2 separate regions of the Homo sapiens genome follow, and region 2 is linked to region 1. Evidence: read pairs that join two places in POLR2A ChIA-PET (ENCODE). Cell type or tissue: CD4-positive, alpha-beta T cell. All regions are shown on one strand. Each heading gives the region's core, and the rest is flanking DNA. Links, peaks and the distances in the headings are about the cores only.

What was found. ChIA-PET counts read pairs that join two places held together with the same protein. Peaks named below come from ENCODE experiments on the same cell type or tissue, not always from the same donor. Only the 100,000 strongest peaks of a DNase experiment are listed, where the experiment ranks them.
Region 2: POLR2A ChIA-PET joins it to region 1 with 5 read pairs; 2 of 35 experiments call an interaction of 5 or more read pairs at or near these places.

Annotation. Positions count from the first base shown.
Region 1 is chr5:56,124,311-56,129,866 of GRCh38, reverse strand. It overlaps ANKRD55 (ankyrin repeat domain 55), which reads left to right. Exons shown (of 12, transcript NM_024669.3): 8 at 2,761-2,945. It overlaps LOC101928419 (a long non-coding RNA gene), which reads right to left. Exons shown (of 2, transcript XR_241794.2): 2 at 1-3,436. It also overlaps the pseudogene RNU6-299P. Among named protein-coding and RNA genes, the nearest start is that of ANKRD55, 110 kb to the left of the region's middle. In CD4-positive, alpha-beta T cell, for the core only: no CTCF peak of the experiment used is centred there; no DNase peak of the experiment used is centred there; H3K27ac peaks cover 2,045 bases.
Region 2 is chr5:57,324,163-57,329,718 of GRCh38, reverse strand. No RefSeq gene overlaps it. Among named protein-coding and RNA genes, the nearest start is that of RMEL3, 68 kb to the left of the region's middle. RefSeq lists an enhancer at 989-2,188. In CD4-positive, alpha-beta T cell, for the core only: no CTCF peak of the experiment used is centred there; no DNase peak of the experiment used is centred there.

The DNA.
Region 1 (5,556 bases), core at 1,467-3,966:
AGGAGGGATAAGCGGCTGCAACACAGAGGCTAAAGCACTGGCCTCTGCTTTATATGGTCACCATCACAAGACAAGCAATGCAAACACATCCCAGTGTTCAAGAGAAGGAAGGAGATTGGAGTTCCTGCCAAGAAGAAACCACCATAGAACATATTCCTTAGACATATGTTAGCAAATAAGCAACTAGTCTTAAATCGCCCACTAGACTCCTTTGAAGGTCACCTAGAATGTCTACAGTTAGGATATTGAGATCTTATTGTTGTTGTTGTTGTTTTATCAATCTGCCCGTAGCAAAATTATTACACATTAACTCGACTTTCTTCTTGGCAAGTCTTCTTATGAGTCAGGCTTCCCCAACTCTCCCCACTCATGACAGGTAAAGAGAAAACGACTAGGACTCAGTTCCCAATCATTTTCAGAATACATGAAGGCAATGTTATGGATTACTCATGAACAAAAACAAATAAATACAACAAAAACAAACTCACAATCATCATCTGGCAGCTCAGTGTAGAATTCTAGAGCTCCTTAAGAATAGGATATGTACAATACTGTTTCTTTCCCTATTTAATAACATTTCTACCCAATGTAAACCTACTCTCGATTCTTCCTAAGGACCCACCTGGACCACAGTCCCATTTCTTCTTGTCTAGTGTCTCCTGGTCTCTGTGACTTTCCCTACCTCCCAGGCCTAAGCATATTTTTGGCTGACACACAGTCTAGATTGTTAAGAAGGGAATTCTGTCACCAGGAGGCAAGTGATCCAGGGCCTTGACTTACAAACTAGTGTTTTCTAAGGCTCCCTGAAATTCTCCTGAGGGTGCACCATGGAAACCTTACTAGGAGAAACTCTTAAAGTACCCAAAGATTAACTGTAAAGGAGGTCTCAGTTGGTGAGGCACACGTCACTGGTACTGATGTAGGTCTAAACAGTTTTCACTTTAGTTCCTCCAGTATGAACATGCAGGATCAAATTAATAGACCATTCTTTTTAATCACAGACAGAATAGTATAGTGGTGAAGTCCAATGCCTCCACAGTCAATCCTGGATCTGCTCATTCTCAGCCGTGACAGAGGGCAAATTTCTTAATCCCTTATGCCTTCATTGTCTCCTGTACAATATGAGGACAATAATAGTACCAACCTTGTGGGATTGTTGTTCATGAGTTAGTACATGAAATGGCTTAGAAAGGTGCCAGGCCCAGACGATCACACAGTAAATACAGTTGTCACCATTCTTCCTGGGAGGATCTTCTTACAAAGAAAAGTAAAATACAAACAATGGTGCTATAAGTGAGATTCAGGTATAGAGACAAAGGAATTGTTTGGAGAATTTAGGACAAAAGGAAAAGAGTAAAGGTATGGAGTCTGTCTTTACTTATCCAGAGAGGCTGTCAACAGTACCCCAGCTACCAAGAGACCTGCTGCCTGGGACTGGCTGGCAGGATCCCAGAAGCAGCAGCCTCTATTTCAGTTTACCACTTCCAGAATGACTCCACCCCAGGGGCGAGGGAGGCGAAAGGAAGAGAGTACGAGTGTGGGGTTTTGTTTTCTCCATCTGCACTTAATGCTTCTTCTTCTACCAAGAGGGGAAACTATGAACAGGGTGTTTTGGCCTTTGAACCACCTTGACAGCTTGAATTCCTTTACTCTTCCAGGAAATTGTAAACAAAAAAGAATTGTTGTGCTGACACTCTTTTTGCTTCTATTTTCCTTATTGAATGGCTACTGCTTTTAAAGAAAAGTGTCTCTTGACTATCTAAAATGTATTTCAGACTCCTTCGATGTATGTCTAACTAGCATGAAGTGAAACAAACATAGAAAAGTTGATAAAGGCATGAAAGCTTAGGTGTGCTCACCTAAACTTTAGGTGACTTCTAAGTCACCTAAGTAAGCTTTAGCTGACTTCTAAGGACAGGCATGCCATAGAATATAAACAATGGGTCAAAGTTATTTAAAATCATTGTTAGACAAAGGAAAGATGGATGGAGGAAGAAGACGCAAAAGGGAAGATGATAGGAAGAGAAAGAAAAAGTTTGTAGCCAGAGATTGCTTTATGGATATGTAACCAGTGCAGCCACAGAGGGTCTGGTACTCAGATGGGACCCTGTGCTTAAGGCATAATGTTCTGTAGTCCCCATCTGGAAATTCTCACTTTATCTTTTAATTGTTTTTGTAAACGAAGTCTGATACAAGACTGTAGCCTCTGCTCAGACAGTTCTGCTTCCCAGGCTCCCTGGGACAAATTCTCAGCCCCCTGCTCCTTGGCCCTACCCCGAAACAAGCTTTTTAAGTGCATCACTGCGCCACCAATCAGTACTCATCATAGTCACTTCTTTAACATTAAGATGAACTCTGTCAGTTTCTTGGTGGTCAGCCTCTACAGCAAATGGGGACACAAATGATCAGACCTAATGAGCAAGTTGTTGTCTAGGTGGCCCACCGATCACTCTAGCTCTGACGTCAGTCCATTGCACCTGTATTTAATTTCAATCCATCCTTCGTTCACTAGTTATGGAAGACAATTTAGCTCCTGTGGGAGACAAAAATCTCTGCAGTGACTTGAGACAAGTGGACACTTGTTGGAGAGCTTAGATAGAGTGTATTTTTATTCTTTTTTTTCCATTTCCTTTTCTCTTTTCATCTTTTTTCTTTCTTTCTTTCTTTCCTTTTTTTCCTTTGTATTTTTATCTTAACATGCCTAGACAGAGAAGAACACTGGATTGTACATAATGGGCTTTCTTTGACTCTCTTTTCCAGAGTGGAAATAGGATTCTGTGCTCCATCATTCTGAGCCATCACCAGGGGCCGTCCATAATCAACTATGATGATGAGAGTGGGAAGACATGTGTACATATCGCAGCGGCAGCGGGCTTCAGCGATATTATTCATGAGCTGGCAAGAGTCCCTGAGTGTAACCTGCAGGCTCTGGATGTGGATGACAGGTATCCATGGTAACCAGAAAGTGCTGGGAAACTAGTCATTTCCCCCTAACTGAATCTTAAAATAAAGGAGATGTTTAAGGAGGTGTCCTATACAGCTATATCCCTATTGCCAGTAATACACATGGGCTTGTGACAATAAAAATTGCTCTATTTTAGTGAGAGGAGAAAAAATTATTGTTATGGAGAGGAAGACTGCGACTGTACAGTGTTGTCAGATTTTCCACTTTTTGCTAAATGTTCTCTGTGTTCTCAGAAGACGTTCTGTATTTCAGCTTCCTGCTATGTGCCCTCTTTGTTCCTAAAGGTAGGTTTTGGTTGTTTTTTTTTTCTTCATTCTTGGATTATGTTATAAAGTCCACAAGTTCTTTTATCCAGAGAAGAACATAATAGAGACTTTGTATTCTGGACTATTGGGCTTTTAGAACTGCAAGGAACTGTATCAGGTTGTTGTTGTTTTCGATCATCAAAGATGTATTGTCTGAAAAAGGAAGCTAGGTCCAAAAAGGTAAAAAGACTTCTGTCAGAGCTAGTTAGATACTAAATGAAGATTTGTACACCTGTCTTTCAAACTTGTAGCTTTTCATCTATAATGCCCTGCTTATCTAAACTGTTTTGGTTAGGCACTGAGTCAATGGAAATGTAAGAAAAATATAACAACAAACAAGACTATCAAAAATAAGTATAGACTTGAGCACTCTGGTTTCTTTATCCTCTTGTATTGAAGTGCAAAATTAGCCCCTTACTTGTAATTATTTTATTTTATTTTATTTTATTTTATCTATTTTTTTGAGATGGAGTCTCGCTTTGATGCCCAGGCTGGAGTGCAGTGGTGCAACCTCAGCCCACTGCAACCTCCACCTCCCAGGTCCAAGCGATTCCCTTGCCTCAACCTCCCAAGTAGCTGGAACTACAGGCTCCTGCCACCATGCCCAGCTTACTTTTGTATTTTTATTAGAGACAGGGTTTCACCATGTTGGCCAGGCTGGTCTTGAACTCCTGGCCTCAGGTGACCCGCCCGCCTCGGCCTCTCAAAGTGCTGGGATTACGTGCGTGAGCCACCGTGCCCAGCCTACTTATCATAATTTTAGATGCCCCAAGAAAGCACCTCCTACTCCCAGATACCTGAAATTCTTTTTTTAAAAATTATTTTATAAAATATGGAATACTTCACAAATTTGTGTGTCATCCCTGCGCAGGGGCCACGCTAATCTTCTCTATTAATACCTGAAATTCTTTTAACTCAGGGAAAAAATGGGGAGTTCTACATAGGTCTCAGAAGTTGGAGATGGTTAAATGACTTTAAGTAAAATTAAAGTATAAATCATTGAAAGTAGACATTTTCCAGCCAGTGTGGTGGCTCACACTTATAATCCCAGCACTTTGAGAGGCCGAGATGGGTGGATCACTTGAGGTCAGGAGTTTGAGACCAGCCTGGCCAACATGGCGAAACCCATCTTTACTGAAAATACAAAAATTAGCCAGGTGTGGTGGCGGACACCTATAATCCCAGCTACTCAGGAGGCTGAGGCAGGAGAATCGCTTGAACCCAAGAGGCAGAGGTTGCAGTGAGCCAAGATCGCGCCATTGCACTCCAGCCTGGGTTACTAAGCAAGCAAGACTCTGTCTGAAAAAAAAAAAGAAAAAAGAAAAAAGTAAGTGTTTTCCTAAGAGCAGATGTTGATCCTAAGCAAGTAAGAAAGTAGAAGAACATAAGCTACATTAGGAAAAAAGTGAATTAACCATTTTTTAAAAAAAGAACAAATTTCAGAAAGGCAGGCTGAGGGAAAGTTCATCTACTTCAAAACACTCCTAGAACCAGCTTTGAACAGAATAGTTCCCATTTTGCAATACCACCCACTTAGCAAAGAAAATCCAATTCTCTAGGCCTCATGGTGGAAAGTAAAACTAAGGGGAAAAAAGAAAGTACAAAGATAAGGAGAGTTCAAAAGGAAGTAAAATATCCAGAAGAGTCCTTTCCAATCCAGTACTCAATTCAGAGGCCTCATGTACTGATCAAATCCTAGCCTCCATTTTTTTCCACGTTTTCTGCAGCAAAACATGAAATTCTGCCTTCATGCTGAAGCTATAAGCTTCTGTTAATAGTTGAATTTTTCAGGGCCAGGCACAGTGGCTCACATCTATAATCCCAGCACTTTGGGAGGCTGAGGCAGGTAGATCACAAGGTCAGGAGTTCAAGACCAACCTGGCCAACATGGTGAAACCCTGTCTCTACTAAAAATACAAAAATTAGCCGGGCGTGGTGGCGCACGCCTGTAATCCTAGCTACTCCGGAGGCTGAGGCAGGAGAATTGCTTGAACCTGAGAGGCAGAGGTTGCAGTGAGCTGAGATTGTGCCACTGCACTCCAGCCTGGATGACAGAGCGAGACTCCGTCTCAAAAAAAAATTAAAAAAAACAAAAATAAATAGTTTAATTTTTCAAAGTTTGCACAGGTTTATGTGCTTTAAGTATTTACAATAATTGTGATTTCCCTTTCCTTCTTCTCTTTTTTAGTGAAAGTTTTTCCTATTGAAAGTTTTTGTGAAAAGGAAAGAAAAGTAAAGTAGTAATAAAAAGAGGTAGAAGGAAAATATGAAGAACTAGGCCTCCCA
Region 2 (5,556 bases), core at 1,520-4,019, 1.2 Mb before region 1:
ACACCTCTACAATGGCCAGCACCATGACTGCATGCAGCAATGCCCACTAGAGATCAGCTTCTGCCTCGCCCCTTCTCCTTCTTCCCTTCCCTGATTCTCCCCTGCCCCTGCCCTCACATCCACCTCTATCCACACCAAACCTCTTGTTAATCAGCCAGTACCATTCTTAGTGATGCAGAATCTCCTGTTATGGATTGAATGTTTGGGTTCCGCTAAAAGTCATATGTTGAAGCCCTAACCCCTAGTGTGATGGTATTTCACATGGAGCCTTTGGGAGGCCATTTGGTTGAGATGAGATCATGAGGATTAAATTCTCATGATGGGATTAATGTCCTTATAAGAAGAGAAAGAGATGGGAACTCACTCCCTCTCTGCCATGTGGGAACACAGCAAGAAGGTGGCTGTAGAAGGAGGCTATCTGCAAGCCAGGAAGAGAGCCCTTGCCAAAATCCAACCATGTTGGCACCCTGATCTCAGATTTCCACTCTTCAGAGCTGTGAGAAATACATGTCTATTATCTAAGCCACTGCATTCATGGCCTTTTGTTATGGCAGCTGAGCTGATTAAGACACCCTCAAACTTCCTGCAAGAACAAAACCCTTAACTCCAAAATGGAGGAAAATGTACCTTTGATAAAATTTTCCTGAGCCACAAAGATTAGCAATATGTGTCTCCTTTAATTAATTAAACCAGACTATCTAAAACTCACATATCCCAGAACACCAGGATCTCTGTAAATTTACGATCTGAGAGGTCGAGACCCTCACCCACACAGACTGCCTAGGCACAGGGTACCAATATTTCTCAAAATGCTGCTCCTTGACCACCTTTATCAGAAATTACTCAGAGTGCCTGCTATAAAAATCAGACATCTGTTACTGTATACCTGTATACTGTATACCTGTTACATTTAAAGTGATTGTCAGGATCCTAGAAGTCTGTATTTTACCAAGCTCCAAAAGGGCATTCTTATGAGCAGTAGTATATGAAAACCACTGACAGATATACTGGTCACTACCACCCCCACTGAAACCACCTTTGCAAAATTATGATAGTAAGAGAAATCTGACATAGCTGACTCCATCTTGCTTCTAATCTCTGGGCTGTCCTTATTCATTCCTGCGCATAGGCCAAGCTAACTTTGGAAGGAATTTAGTTTATGGTTTACCTTAAAGCAAGGATGACAATAGCTGTTCCCAAAACTATCCCCTTCTTTTTGGGAACAGAAACTGCCTGTGTAAAACTAAAGGAAGGCCACAAGATGGCCTGAACTCTGCTAAAAGTGGGCATAGTGAAACAATAACCAGCCATTGCAAGAAGTCACAATATTTGTAACTTCCCTAATTGCCCCTATAGATAACATCACTAGAGTATTACCTAAGATGGGTCTTTTGATTTTTTTTTTCAGACCTTTGCATTCTGGTGACCAGCTGACTCTACCTGGACTGGTGACTCATGACTCAACCGGTCCTGAGGCCTCCACCCAGAAGCTGACTCAGTGCAAGAGGACCATTTTCCACACCTCTATGATTTCATCCCCAACCAATCAGCATTTTCCATTCCCTCTCCCTCTTCCTGCCAAACTATCTTTGAAAAACCCTAGCCTCTGACCTTTTAGGGAAGCTGTTCTGAGTAATAGACTCCCATCCTTCTGGTTTGGCTAGGTCTGCATTTATTAAGCTCTTTCTCCACTGCAATAGCACTGTCTCAGTGAATAGGCTCTATCTGTACAGCAGGCAAGAAGAACTCATTGGGCAATTACACTATCCCTTCCTGAATATCCTGCTACAAACTGGGACTCAGATAGCCATAGAGAACTTTCTCTAAATCTTTGCACTGAAAACCTGGTCTGTGCAGTGCAGCACTGCATCACTAGGGACCTTGTTAGAAATGTAGAATTTCAGGCCCTAGCCCAGACCTCCTGCCTCACAGTGCATTTTTCCATTAGAGTTTGAAAGCAGTGCTCTTCTCCTGGGAACCTAGGCTGCCTCCAAGAGTCTAGTGAACACTTTCAGGCTCTGCCAAGATGTTCCTACTGTCAGGATTTCAAAATCGAGTTAAAACTGAGAGAAAAACCAAGGTGAGTGTAGAGTGATTCCCTTTGGTGCCTGCTTTCAAACGAGAAGCTAACAATGAACAGTTAGAAAGGAAAGTAATGTTTTCATGGTCAGGGTGACAAGCCTTGTCTTTAAACCTCTTAGATGCCCGTTTTACCCTCATGGTAGAGACTGCAAGTTGTCCCCTTCTAACCAAACTCCTCTGCTTTCTTCATAATAGAATCCCTTGTATTTCACTAGTGCTTAATGTCCAAAATAGAGACCACATTACTAGTCTTCCCTGAAAGTAGGATATCTATGTGTAAGTTTTAGCCAACACTATAAAAGCAAAGGTGCTTCTTGCAACTTCTAGGAAGTGTCCTTGTAAGAATAGAATATGGCTGGGCGTGGTGGCTCACACCTATAATCCCAGCACTTTAGGTGGCCAAAACAGGCAGATTGCTTGAGCTCAGGAGTTCAAGACCAGCCTAGGCAACATGTCGAAACCCATCGCTACTAAAAATACGAAAATTAGCCAGGCATGGTGGCACATGCCTGTAGTCCCAGCTACTCAGGAGGCTGAGGTGGGAGGTCACCTGAGCCCAGGAGAGGTCAAGACTGCAGTGAGTCGTGATTATGGCACGGCACTCCAGCCTGGGTAACAGAGCAAGGCCCTGTCTCAAAAAAAAAAAAAATGAAATATACCTTTCTTTCCTCCTTGCTAGAATGTAGACATGATGGCTGGAGCTCAAGCAACCACCTTGGACCATGAGGTAGAGAAGCCACAAGGTGAAAGAGTGGCTCCTGACAATGTCATGAACAGGATACTTTCCTCTGAACTTCTTCAATTTCTATTTTGTTTATGCCATTTTATTTGGGGTTTGCCTTCATTCTCAGCTAAACCAATCCCTAACTGATATGTATCCTTTTTATACCATAACACAATTCAGGCAACATCAGCTGCGTGATGCTTGTGTCCTCAAAAAGACTGAGCATCTTGACCAAAAGAAAGAGTTCCATCATTCCGGGAGATTTAGTATAATTCTAGGTGGCTGTGTCTCCCACAAAGTAGTAAATGAAAAGGCACGCAGGAAAGGGGTAAGGAGCAGATTTTAAAGATCTGGCCAGGCACGGTGTTCATGCCTGTAATCCCAGCACTTTGGGAGCCTGAGGCGGGTGGATCACCTGAGGTCAGGAGTTCAAGACCAGCCTGGGCAACATGGTGAAACACCATCTCTACTCAAAATACAAAAAATTAGCTGGGCATGGTGGTGCATGCCTGTAATCCCAGCTACTTGGGAGGCTGAGGCAGGAAAATCACTTGAACCTGGGAGGCGGAGGTTGCAGTGAGCCAAGATTGCACCATTGCACTCCAGCCTGGGCAACAAGAGCGAAACTCTGCCTCAAAAAAAAAGATCTACCCTATTCTTCTACATAGTACACAGGGCCATGTTTAGCCTTTCTGTTGCCATAGATACTCCAGAAAGAACTTCATTAACCCTCTTGAAGCTCTTACCAAGATTTATTTCTGCTTGCAGCTGGGAATTCTAACCTATTTCCTCTTATTGCAATTCAGACAAGTCTCTCTTCATCATCTTCAAGTGGAAAAAGAAGTATAGGAATTGTCTGCTACAAACAACATTTCAATATAAAATCCTCTGTTCATCCATTACGCAAACTCTTATTTCAGGCCATACTATGTGCAAGTCACTGTGGTAGGCTTGGGGTAGAGTGACATCTTTCTGAAAGCTGTTTTTGATTATTGTTTTTGCCTCTAAAAGCCGAAGCCCTGACTCCAGGCAACAGGCCAATTATTCCAAAGCCAGGGTTTGGACCTGAACCTTAAAAACATTACTCAGGGATTAGACCTTCTGTAAATCAGAAAAATGTGATTGTTGGGTTTAGGGTTTTGGGATACATAATTACATCTCTTCTGTTGCCCCTCAAACTCCTAAATGACTTCATGAAACTCTTATAAATTACCCTTCTTTAATAATGCAAGACAAATTCTCCAAATGGATCTATTCATATTCTCTCTCTCTCTCTCCCTCACCCCCCACCCCACTCTCTCTCCTCCCAAGATAAGGATACACAGTAAAGAACTTAGTGCATTTCCTGGCTCATTGTAGATCTTCAATAAATTGTACCCTAATCCGACTTCCTTCAGTTTTATGCTTTATATTCTGTATTCTCTCTTGCACCTTACCATTTAAGAAATATTTTTAAGAGTAGGAATTATTACTCTTTTGTTACTTTTTGTAATTTTTTGTTACTTTTTCTATTTGATTTCCTAATATTACTGCAAATTACCAATTATACACATTGATCTTCAGGAGGTTTGTCCAGAAAGCACCATAATTCAAAATACAAGGCAATCCTTATATGATGAACATTTATCATTGCTATACGTTCCTATGGTTACATTTGAATGTGGACGTGCCTCTTCTGAAACTGTTGCAAGAAATCACTTCAACTAAGTCAGACCATGAAGCCATGAATATCTACACCAGAAGCAACTGGAAGGCTGGCCAGCTTCCCTAGGGTTGTGGTTTGGGTTAAAAGGGAGAAATCCAACTGACACCCTGTTAATGGGGTGTGAAACTGGGATGCTTGTGCTAACCAGGAGTCAACCTCCTTCCCAGACGCAAGCAAATGGAGCTGCCTTTTACACAGCTTGCCTCACCAATTCCCTGGCAGCTAATGAAATATTTTTATTTAAAAGAGCTTTTACAGAGCCAATAGATGTGGTTGCTGTCAAGCATCCACAGGATAATAGGAAATAGCAGTAACTAAGTGGGGTACCCTGCGTTCAGCGAATCCAAAATTATTCCCCAGGGCCAGGCCCACCTCCTGCTTTCTGGGTGGACTGGCTTGGAGTAGATCAGCTCTTACACCTGAAACTTGACCCCCCTACTTTTCAGCCTGGGACAGCTAGGCACATAAGCTACTAACAAAAGAAGTCTCCATTAAAATCCTGAAGGTAGAATTTCAGTGCATGTCCCCATAACTAAAAGGAACAACTGGGGTGATTTTCTGAAGGCAACCCTTTGTATAAACAATTTAGACACACTTAACAGCACGTTCACTTATGAGAAATTCTCTTACTCGTTCCCTTTTTACAGTTCTGAAGTTACATGCATAAAAAGAAACAGAGCTTTTTCCATTCATCTGGTTTGATGTATTAATTTTTTCTTATTCATTCTCACAACATCCTGTTGGGCCTACGCTGCTAAGAAAGTCTCTTACATATTTGGGGTGTGTGGGGAGGGGGCAGGACACTGGAAAGGGAGGATGTAGAGAAGCTTGTGATGAATTTTAACAGGAAATGTCTTTAACAAATGAAACCTCTCTTCCCTTGCCTAGTTCTGAAATGCCTCTGGCTTGAAAATTCCCCATATGCTCGTTATTTATGTACACCACGCAAAGTCTAAACAAAGAGCTCCATTCTTGATCCCCCTACACAGCCTGGAGCAGCTAGGAAATTTTCCACCAGAGAGATATAGGGGGATCCGGAGCAGAA